Linked DNA regions of Homo sapiens: region 2 is linked to region 1. Evidence: read pairs that join two places in POLR2A ChIA-PET (ENCODE). Cell type or tissue: MCF 10A. All regions are shown on one strand.

Region 1 (5,000 bases):
GACCGTCTGCTGCTTCCAGGTTACTCTGGCTCATCTTGACCATAGCCTTGTAAGAAATTAGATACCTGGCACATAAGGAGCACCCCCAAAGTGAGTTCCCTTCCCCTCCCCAGGGATGGAAGACCTTGGTTTCCACCCTGGCTTCATCCCTGACTGTTGGTAACTGGGGCAGTTGTTTCATTCTTTGACCCTCACTCACTTCAAGGTGCATGGTTCTGAGAAGGTCATATGAGATTGGGTGCAGGAAAATGAGGGCCGCACAAACACAAAGCCTCAAAGGGAAGGAACAGGGCTGAGGGCCCCTTCCTGCCCCCTCTCCTGGGCAGTGTCCTGGCAGCTAGGGACCCTGGAGGGCTCCCCTCAGCTGAGCCATCCCCAGCCCTGCCCCTGTACACTTCATGCCCATTCCTGCTTTTCCATCTCAGCATGCCCGTTGCTCCATCTGAAACACATCCCACTCGTGACATCCAGTCCTACCAAAGGGCCTACCCTGCTCCCGGGGGCTAGGTCCCATCTCGTCTGTTCAGCGTTGTCCTTGCCCCTTCAGCCTACCCTGGGCTGGGGAGGAGGTGCCACAAGAGGGAAAAGCAACAATACCCATGGAAGAAACAGTGGGCAGGCCTCCCACCCTCCAGCAGCGTCTTTCTCTGAGGCCCTGCAGGGGTTGACAGCAGAGGGCGAATATTGTTCTCAGTGGCAGGGAGACGTTCACACTGCCCCAAAACGCTGAGCCTCTTCAGCAGATGTACCCAGAAAGGCAAATAATGGAGCTTTTCAGCTGTTGCCAGAGCCAGCCTGAGAGCTCAGCGGGTCCCGCTGGCCACACCGGGTTCCACGGAGGGGGCCTTGTTCAGCACCCCATGTGTGCACACAGTGAGGGTCCAAGAAACAGCTCTGCTCCCAGTCTGAGCCTCTGGCCCCCAAGCTTAACACCGAAAACACAAAACCATTCTCCACCTTTTCCTTTCAGGGTTTCAGGTGGCCTCAGTAAGAGGCGGCCGTTCCCTAGCTGAGGGACGACTTGGTCTGAATGCGGATATGTCAGCTCCCCGCTCTGGCCGGGCTGCCCGTGACTGCTGCCTGGCATTCCCCTGCCTCACTAGCTTCCTTTCATACCCTCTCTTCTCTCTAACTGCAGAGGTCATTGTTCCCCAGCAGCTTCTACACTCCTTCGAATTCTAGACACAGTCCCTGAGTCATCTCGTGCCATCACAGATTCAAGCACTGCCTATGTGCTGGGCACAATCAAATAGCTACTGCCAGCTGCCTTCCCAGACTCAGGGGCCTCACTGCTCACCAAGATTCCCTGCTTATCTCAGGGGTAACTCCCTCTTCAGTCAGTGACACCACCAGTGACCCAGCTGATGAAGGCAGAGACCCGGAGCCCTGCGAGACTTCCTCCCTCACCCATTCCACATCTATCCGGCTCCAAGTTCTGTGGGTTACAGCTCCTGAGTGTTCTTTCCTATCCTCACACCACTGCCTCTGCTGTACCTTCCATCACCGGCACAGATTACTTCTCAGCTTCCCAACCACTCTGCAGGCCTCCACCCTTACTCCTCCTACTCTCTCTGTGGCCAGACAGATCTTTCTAAGCCTCAAATATGACAGCTGTATCACATCACTCCCTCCAATCAAAATCTGTGAAATGCCCTCTTGGTAGGCTGAGTAGGGACCCCCAAGATGTCTGTGTCCTAAGCCCAAGAACCTGTGACTGTTGCCTTTTAGGGCAAAAGGGATGGGGCTGAGGTAATGAAGTGCATGAGATGGGGAGATAACCCAGATTATCCAGGTGGTCCCGATATGATCACCGGAAGGTGATGTGATGCTGGAACCAGAGAATGAAGTGATGCCTTTAAGGACGGGGGTGCCATAAGCCAAGGAATGTAGGCGGCCACTGGAAGCTGGAAAAGGCAGGAAGCCGACCCTCTGAAGCTTCCAGAACGAACCAGCCCACAGGCACCTTGGCTTCAGCCCAGTGCGGCTGGCTTTGGGCTTCGGTCCTTCAGCTGTAATGCACTGGCTGCATTTTAAGTCATAATATTTGTACTAGCTTGTTGCAGCAGCTACAGGAAAGTCATACTTTCCCCATAAAATTGCAACAAAATCTGACCACCCTAGAATGTTTGCAAAGTCCTACTTCCTGCCTGACCTGGCCTCTCCCTGATTTCGCCTTTTCCTTGGATGTTCTGCTGCACACAGTGCCACGACAGTATGAAATCCTTAGCTTGTATTCCCTAAAGACACCACGCTTTCTCCCGCCTCAGACCGCAGCTGGTCTCTGCACCTGGAACACCTGCCCCGCCCCACCCCACCCTCCCACACCCAGCCAAGAGTCAGCCAGGTTTCAGCTTCCCTGGGAAGTGTTCTCTCCTTTCCCTTTTCTGCCATCAGCGCCAACCCCCATGTCCAGCTGGGTGACTGTCTGCTGCTTCCAGGTTACTTAGGCTCATCTTGACCACAGCCTTGTAAGAAATTATTCCATAAGGAAAAGACGTCCAGGAGACTCCAGTCCCAGGTCCAGATGCAGTAAAAGCACATCCACCCTTGGCCGGGTGTGGTGGCTCACTCCTGTAATCCCAGCACTCTGGGAGGCCGGGGCGGGCGGATCACGACGTCGGGAGATCGAGACGATCCTGGCTAACATGGTGAAACCCCATCTCTACTAAAAATACAAAAAATTAGCCAGGCGTGGTGGCGGGCGCCTGTAGTCCCAGCTACTCAGGAGGCTGAGGCAGGAGAATGGCCTGAATCTGGGAGGCGGAGCTTGCAGTGAGCCGAGATGGCACCACTGCACTCCAGCCTGGGTGACTCTGTCTCCAAAAAAAAAAAAAAAAGAAAAAAAAAAAAGAAAAAAACACATCCACCTTGCTCCCACCACACGCAGCGTTGAAGCCAAAACATGGCGCAGGGGGCGGCTGCCTGAGGACTCTGCAGAGGAAACAGCAGCAGTGGGACCGGGGAGAAGGCTGGAACGTGAAGGATGCTGAGGCAAGTTCCTCATCTTATCTCTGGTAGCTCCTGATCTGGAAGTGGGCATGAGGGCACAGATGAGAAAGCCCTGGGGAAGACTTAGTACAGGCTGAAAGAGGAGGAAAAGGGACTCATGACACTCAGAAAGTGGGAGAAATTGCCTGTTGATTTATTTCCTTTTCTCCATTCTCTTATGTCCCAAGGAAAGCCACAACTGAAATTAGAAAATATTTTGAACTGAATGAAAATGAAAATACAATATATTGGCCAGGCATGGTGTCTCACATCTGTAATCCCAGCACTTTGGGAGGCTAAGGCGGGCAGATCACGAGGTCAGGAGTTCGAGACCAGCCTGGCCAACATGGTGAAACCCCCTCTCTACTAAAAATACAAAAATTAGCCAGGCGCAGTGGCACGCACCTGTAATCCCAGTACTCAAGAGGCTGAGGCAGGAGAATCACTTGAACCCGGGAGACGGAGGTTGCAGTGAGCCGAGATCGCACCACTGCACTCCAGCCTGGTGATAGAGTGAGACTCCGTCTCATTAAAAAAAAAAAATAATAATAATAATATATTAAAAGGAGCCATCATTATAGATACCATGGACTTTTGGAAGATAGCAGGGACATTACCAACAGCTCTATACCCCCCAGTTTGAAAATGTAGACAAAAAGGATCAATTCCTTGAAAGACACAAGGGTACAGAACTGGTACCTATTCACAAAGGAGACACATATAATTCAGGAAGGCCTATATCTATTAAAGGAATTGAATCAATAATTAGCATTCAAAAACTGAAAGCACTAGGCCCAGATGGTTTCACAAATGAATTCTACCAAACATTGAAGGAACAAATGATACCGTTTATTTGCAGTCTCTTCCAGAAAACAGAAGTAGAGAGAACACTTCCTAACTCATCCCAGGAGGCCAGCATTACAAAATCAAAAAAGGATATTACAAGAAAGAAAAACTACACACCAACTGCTCTCATAAACACAGATGCAAAAATCCTCAACAGAATTCTAGCAGATGGAATCCACCAATGTATCAAAAGAATTGTACACCATGACCAAGTGGAATTTATCCCAGGTACGCAAGGCTGGTTCAAAAATCAATTAACATAATCCATCATATCAACAGGCTAGAAAAGAGAAATCATAGACCAATCAATAGATGCAGAAAGAGTATCTGGCAGAATTCAACATACCTATGTGATAAAAACCCTCAGCAAGCTAAGGATACAAGGAGAGACGTCCTTACCTTGATAAAGAACATCTACACGAAACCCACGGCTAACATCATGCATCCTAGTGAGAAGTCCCTTTGCCACATAACATAGCATGGAAGTAGCACCAGAGGACTAAGGTCATGTGGGCCAAAATCCTGCCTGCCATACCCACCTTCTTCTTTTTTTTCCAGACGGAGTTTCGCTCTTGTCACCCAGGCTGGAGTGCAGTGGCACAAACTTGGCTCACTGCAACCTCTGCTTCCCGGGTTCAAGCAATTCTCCTGCCTCAGTCTCCCGAGTAGCTGGATTACAGATGCATGCCACCACACCTAGCTATTTTATTAAAACAAATTTTTTTTTGGTCTCTAGAGATGTGGCCTTGCTGTGCTGCCCAGATCTGTCTCATACTCTTGGCCTTAAGCAATCCTTCCACCTCAGACTCCCAAAGTACTGGGATTACAGGTGTGAGCAACTGAGCCCAGCCAGATCAATGTTTTTATTCGACCCTAAAGTTTTCCTCTTCAGGTCCCTGGACCTAACTTAGCAGCACATGAAGAAAAGACCCAGGATTTGAGTCCACAGTGGAATGTGGCAGTCAAAAGAGCTAATTCTGTCATGGAATGCCTCAACTGACATGCATCCCTCAGGAGAATGGGGTGTGAGTCTACTGCTCCTCTGGGCTGGTCAGGCACCAGAGATCCCCCCTCAGTCTAAGGCCCACACTCAAGTAAAGGACTGACGGACTTGATCACAGCCTGAGATCAAGAGCCAGCTGGATGCAGAATGATTTAAGAACTGA
Region 2 (5,000 bases), 150 kb before region 1:
ATACCTAATGTTAAATGAAGAGTTAATGGGTGCAGCACACCAACATGGCACATGTATACATATGTAACAAACCTGCACATTGTGCACATGTACCCTAAAACTTAAAGTATAATAAATAAAATAAAATAAAGAAAAAGAATAAAGGACATCCACATTGAAAAGGAAAAATAAAATTATCTGTTTGCAGATGACATCTTCTTACATGTAGCATACCTTAAAGAATCCACAATAAAATTATTAAAGCTACTAAAATTCAGCAAGGCTACAGAATATAAATTAACACACAAAAATCAGTTTTATTTCTGTATATTTGCAATGAGTAATCTGAAAAGGAAACTTTTGAAAATTTCATTACAATAGCATTAAAAAGAATAAAATACTGGCCAGGCATGGTGGCTCACGCCTGTAATCCCAGCACTTTGGGAGGCCGAGGCGGGCGGATCACGAGGTCAGGAAATCGAGACCATCCTGGCTAACACAGTGAAACCCCGTCTTTACTAAAAATACAAAAAAATTAGCCGGCCGTGGTGGCAGGCGCCTGTAGTCCCAGCTATTCAGGAGGCTGAGGCAGGAGAATGGCATGAACCCGGGAGGCGGAGCTTGCAGTGAGCCGAGATCGCGCCACTGCACTCCAGCCTGGGCGACAGAGCGAGACTCCATCTCAAAAAAACAAAAACAAAAACAAAAACCAAAGAATAAAATACTTAGGAATAAACTTAACCAAGGAGGCCAAAGATGTGTAGAATAAAAGCTACAAAACATTGCTGGAAAAAAAAAAAAGCAAAGAAAGACGTCCCATGTTCATAAATTGAAAGTCTTAATATATTTAAGATGACAATACCACCTAAAGCAATCTGTGTATTCAATGCATTCCTATAAAAATCCAATGACTTTTTTTTTTTGAGACAGAGTTTCACTCTTGTTGCCCAGGCTGCAGTGCAATGGCACGATCTCAGCTCACGGCAACCTCCGCCTCCCGGGTTCAAGCGATTCTCATGCCTCAGCCTCCCAGGTAGCTGGGATTACAGGCATGTGACACCACACCGAGATAATCTTGTATTTTTAGTATAGACAGGGTTTCTCCATGTTGGTCAGGCTGGTCTCGAACTCCCAACCTCAGGTGATCCACCCACCTCAGCCTCCCAAAATGCTGAGATTACAGGCATGAGCCACTGCGCCCAGCCCCAGTGGCATTTTTTTACACACATAGAAAAATTCATCATTAAAATTCACATGGAATCTCAAGGGGTCCTGACTAGCCAAAATTATTTTGAAAAAAACAAAGTTGGAGGACCCGCATTTCCTGATTTCAAAACTTACTACAAAGTCACAATAATCAAATAATGTGGAAATGGCATAAGGATAGATATATAGACCAATAGAACTGAATAGAGGATCCAGAAATAAACCCTCCCATATGTGGTCAATTGATTTTCGACAAAGGTGCTAACACTGTGAGGGAAAAGACAGTCTTTACAGCGAACAGTGTTGGGAAGCTGGATATCCAAATGCAAAATAATGAAGTTAAACCCTTACCTAACACACATAAAAATTAACTCAAAATGGACAAAGTCCTAAATATAAAAGTTAAAACTATAATACTCTTAGAAGAAAACAGGGGAAAGCTTTACAGCAGTGAATCTGTAAATAATTTCTTGGATATAAGACCAAAAGCACAGGCAACAGGAAAAAAATAGGTAAATTGAACTGTATCAAAATTTAAATCTTTTGTGCATTAAAGGACAGTATCAAGAGAGAAAAGGCAACCCATAGAATGGAAGAAAATATCTGCAAATCATATATCTGATAAGGGAATAACATCCAGAATACATTTTTGAAAAACTCCCACAACTCAAAAAACAAAACAAACAAAAAACTCAAAAACTAGCCCAACTCAAAAATAGGCAAAGGATTTGAATAGACATTTCTTCAAAGAAGACATACGAATGGTCAATAGCATATAAATAAGGACATACGACATCACTAATCATTAGGGAAATGCAAATAAAAATCACAGCGGTATGCCAGTTCATCCTTAGTATGGTCATTACAAAAACAACAAGAATAACAAAATATGAAAATAACAATGGCATGTGGATTATACCACAATTGTTTAAACAACTGGTTGGCTGTACTTGTTTGGCACTATTTCTGGATTTTCTATTCTGTCCCATTGATCAATGTGTTCATCCACCTCTCATACCAAATAGTCTTGTTTTCTGTGGGTATAAAATAATTCTTGAAATTTGGTAGAGTGGTTCATCTTACTTAATTCCTCTTTTCAGAAATGTTTTAGCTATTCTTTTTTGTTTCCTCCCCTGGCCTCCTGTTTTAGCTATTCCTGTTCCTTTGCCTTTCCATATAAATTTTAGAATAATCTTGTCTATAGCTAGAAAAAAATCCTGCTGAGATTTTGATAGGAATTACATTAAACCTATGTATCAACTCGGAGACAACTGAAATCTTTACTCTGTTGAGCCCTCCCATCCATGAACACAGAATCTCTCTCCATATTTAGATCCTCTTTGATTTCTTTCAGTTCTCTGCTATTTTAAACAAGTCCCAGACATCACATAATTTGATCCGTGAATAGCATAGTATATGTCTTAAAAGGCAAGGCATCTCTTTCCCTTGCTCTCCCTCTCTGTCTTGCTGCTACACTTTCTTTTCTGGGGTATTTTAAAAGCAATGGTCTCTCGAGGGGAATAAAACAGATTTCTTGTAGGAGTCACTACTTTTCTTGGCTTTTCAGTAGTCCCAGCTGGGGTCTCAGCAGTTCACAAAATGATTGTTCATCTAGCAAATTTGCAGCCTGGGAGAAAAGAAAAGCGAGTTTCAACATGAGTCTCCCAGTACTTTTACTCATCATTTTACATTCCAGCTCCCAGCACAGGGTGTGGGATTGAGGAGGTGTTTCCTGAGGGTTTCACAACTGCATGAACGGAAGGTTGAGCAGGCATTCGTGGGAGAGGGAGTGAAGGTGAAGGTGGGGGAAGGACTCCGGGACTGAAGCCAGGAGATCCAGGCTCTGTGCAAACAGCCAGTGGGAGAGCCAGTCACTTGTCTGCTTAGACTGGGCTCAAACTCTCTTACAAAGCTACTGTGGGTCTCACACAGCTAATTCATAGGAAAGCGTTAAAGGATGGGACCATGTGCCCCACGGTGTATGCAGGTGAATAAATGAACAAAAACAACATGGCCCAGCAACACAAAGGCCAGTCTTGATTTTGGATTTTAAATTTTTTATAGGAAGACAAGTCAGCAGTCTCTGATTCATTCTGAAATTCCAACAGTGTTTAGACAGCACAGCAGCTAAGAGCTCTAGATTCTAGATAAATGCTCAGTGAGGGTGCCTTTGCCTCTGGTGAACAGCAGCCAAACAATTTTCTGCTTCCCCTTACAAGGGAAGGCAGGTAGCTCTGCCCACCCAGGGAGAGAGGTGGAGGAATGTCCTCCTTATGCATCTCTTTCCCATGCTGACCTACTGCCCTGCAAGTCAGTGGTTCTCAAAGTGTGGTCCCCAGACCAGCAGCAGCACTTAGGGAACTTGGTAGAGATGCAAATCCTTGAGACCCGTCCCCAGACCCACTGAATCAGAAACTCTGGGGTGGGGCCCCCAGGTTGTGTCTGCATAGCCCTCTGGATGACTCTGGTGCATGCTCAAATTTGAGATCCACTGCTGTCCATCAAAAGCCATTAACAAAGTGAGTACTGACTTACTGAGCTCTGCTCCAGCAAATGCAGGCAATGCAGTCTTTGACATGGCCTTGGGGCCCTTTGAGAAACTTCTCTAAAGAGTCTGGCATACAGTCTTGGAGTAGAAACAGGAATCTGGGCATGGGGGGCACTGGGCAGGGTGCAGGCGGCCTGGCTGTTCATCCAGCACCAAACAGCCAGGTGCTTCCAGTTCACGTCTGCGCATTGGTTCACTGCTTTCTGAATTCACTCAAATGTATTTATCCAGAGCCCATTGGGTATGCGCCACAGACACACGCAGGGTTCTGAGGATGCAATGTGAAGGTGATGGGGGTCTGGCAGGAAATAAGGGAGTTAAACAAATAATGTTGCGTGATGATGCTGGGAAACCACAGGCACAGGAGGCCCAACCAGGCCTGGGAGATCCTGGTGGGGCACGTTGGGAGGTGTCAGGGTAGCAAGGGGGGTGAAGAGTGTTCCAGGCAACAGGGACAGCATCTAGTCCCAGAAGCAAGAGGGTGGGGTTGCTGCTGGTCATGGAAGAACTGCAGAGTGGCTGGAGTAGAGTGAGAAGCAAGAAGGAGGGTGAGAGGTGAGGCTCCCGGGGAGCCCTGGCATGCATGTGGTCCCTGCCCGGGCAAAACGGCAGGTGCAGGCTCCCCAGTGGCTCTGCGCTGCGGGACTGGGATACGTGTCCGGGTGTGGCCCTACAGGGGCCTCTCACTTCATCCTTGCGACATGAACAAGGAAGGCGAAATGATGTGTCCATTCTACAGATGAGGAAGCTGGGGCCCAGAGAGGTGAAGTTTCTTCACACGCTCACAAGGGGCCAAAGCTTGCCGGCCAGCCAGGTCACTGGGCTCTCTGCACTGGACTGAGTTTGTTTCTATTTTTAGTAGAGATGGGGTTTTGCCATGTTCGCTAGGCTGGTCTTGAACTCCTGACCTCAGGTGATCCGCCCTTGGCTTCCCAAAGTGCTGGGATTCCAAGCGTGAGCCACTTGCACCCAGACTAGCTTTTGTTTTTTAAAAAGATTATTTTTGATAGACTTTTAAAGAACAGTTTTAGATGTACAGAACAACCGGTCAACCAGCACAGAGTTCCCAGGCACCCACACCAGGGCTCCCCGACCATAAGGTCTCACACTAGCATGGCACATTTGTCATGCGAACGGAGTAACACTGACTCTGATAGTCACTGATGTCCAGATTTTGTTCAGATTTCCTCAGGTTCTCCCAAATGGCCTTTTTCTGTTTCAGGATCCAATACTACATTTAGTCATCTCAGCTCCAGATTTTTAATTT

The links. Peaks named below come from ENCODE experiments on the same cell type or tissue, not always from the same donor. Only the 100,000 strongest peaks of a DNase experiment are listed, where the experiment ranks them.
Region 2: POLR2A ChIA-PET joins it to region 1 with 5 read pairs; 2 of 35 experiments call an interaction of 5 or more read pairs at or near these places.

Annotation. Positions count from the first base shown.
Region 1 is chr2:130,865,774-130,870,773 of GRCh38, reverse strand. All of the region lies in intron 1 of ARHGEF4 (Rho guanine nucleotide exchange factor 4), which reads right to left. Among named protein-coding and RNA genes, the nearest start is that of ARHGEF4-AS1, 31 kb to the right of the region's middle. In MCF 10A, no CTCF peak of the experiment used is centred here; a DNase peak (open chromatin) is centred at 2,323.
Region 2 is chr2:131,015,315-131,020,314 of GRCh38, reverse strand. The region is part of intron 4 of ARHGEF4 (Rho guanine nucleotide exchange factor 4); the gene reads right to left. Among named protein-coding and RNA genes, the nearest start is that of SMIM39, 17 kb to the left of the region's middle. In MCF 10A, no CTCF peak of the experiment used is centred here; a DNase peak (open chromatin) is centred at 2,934.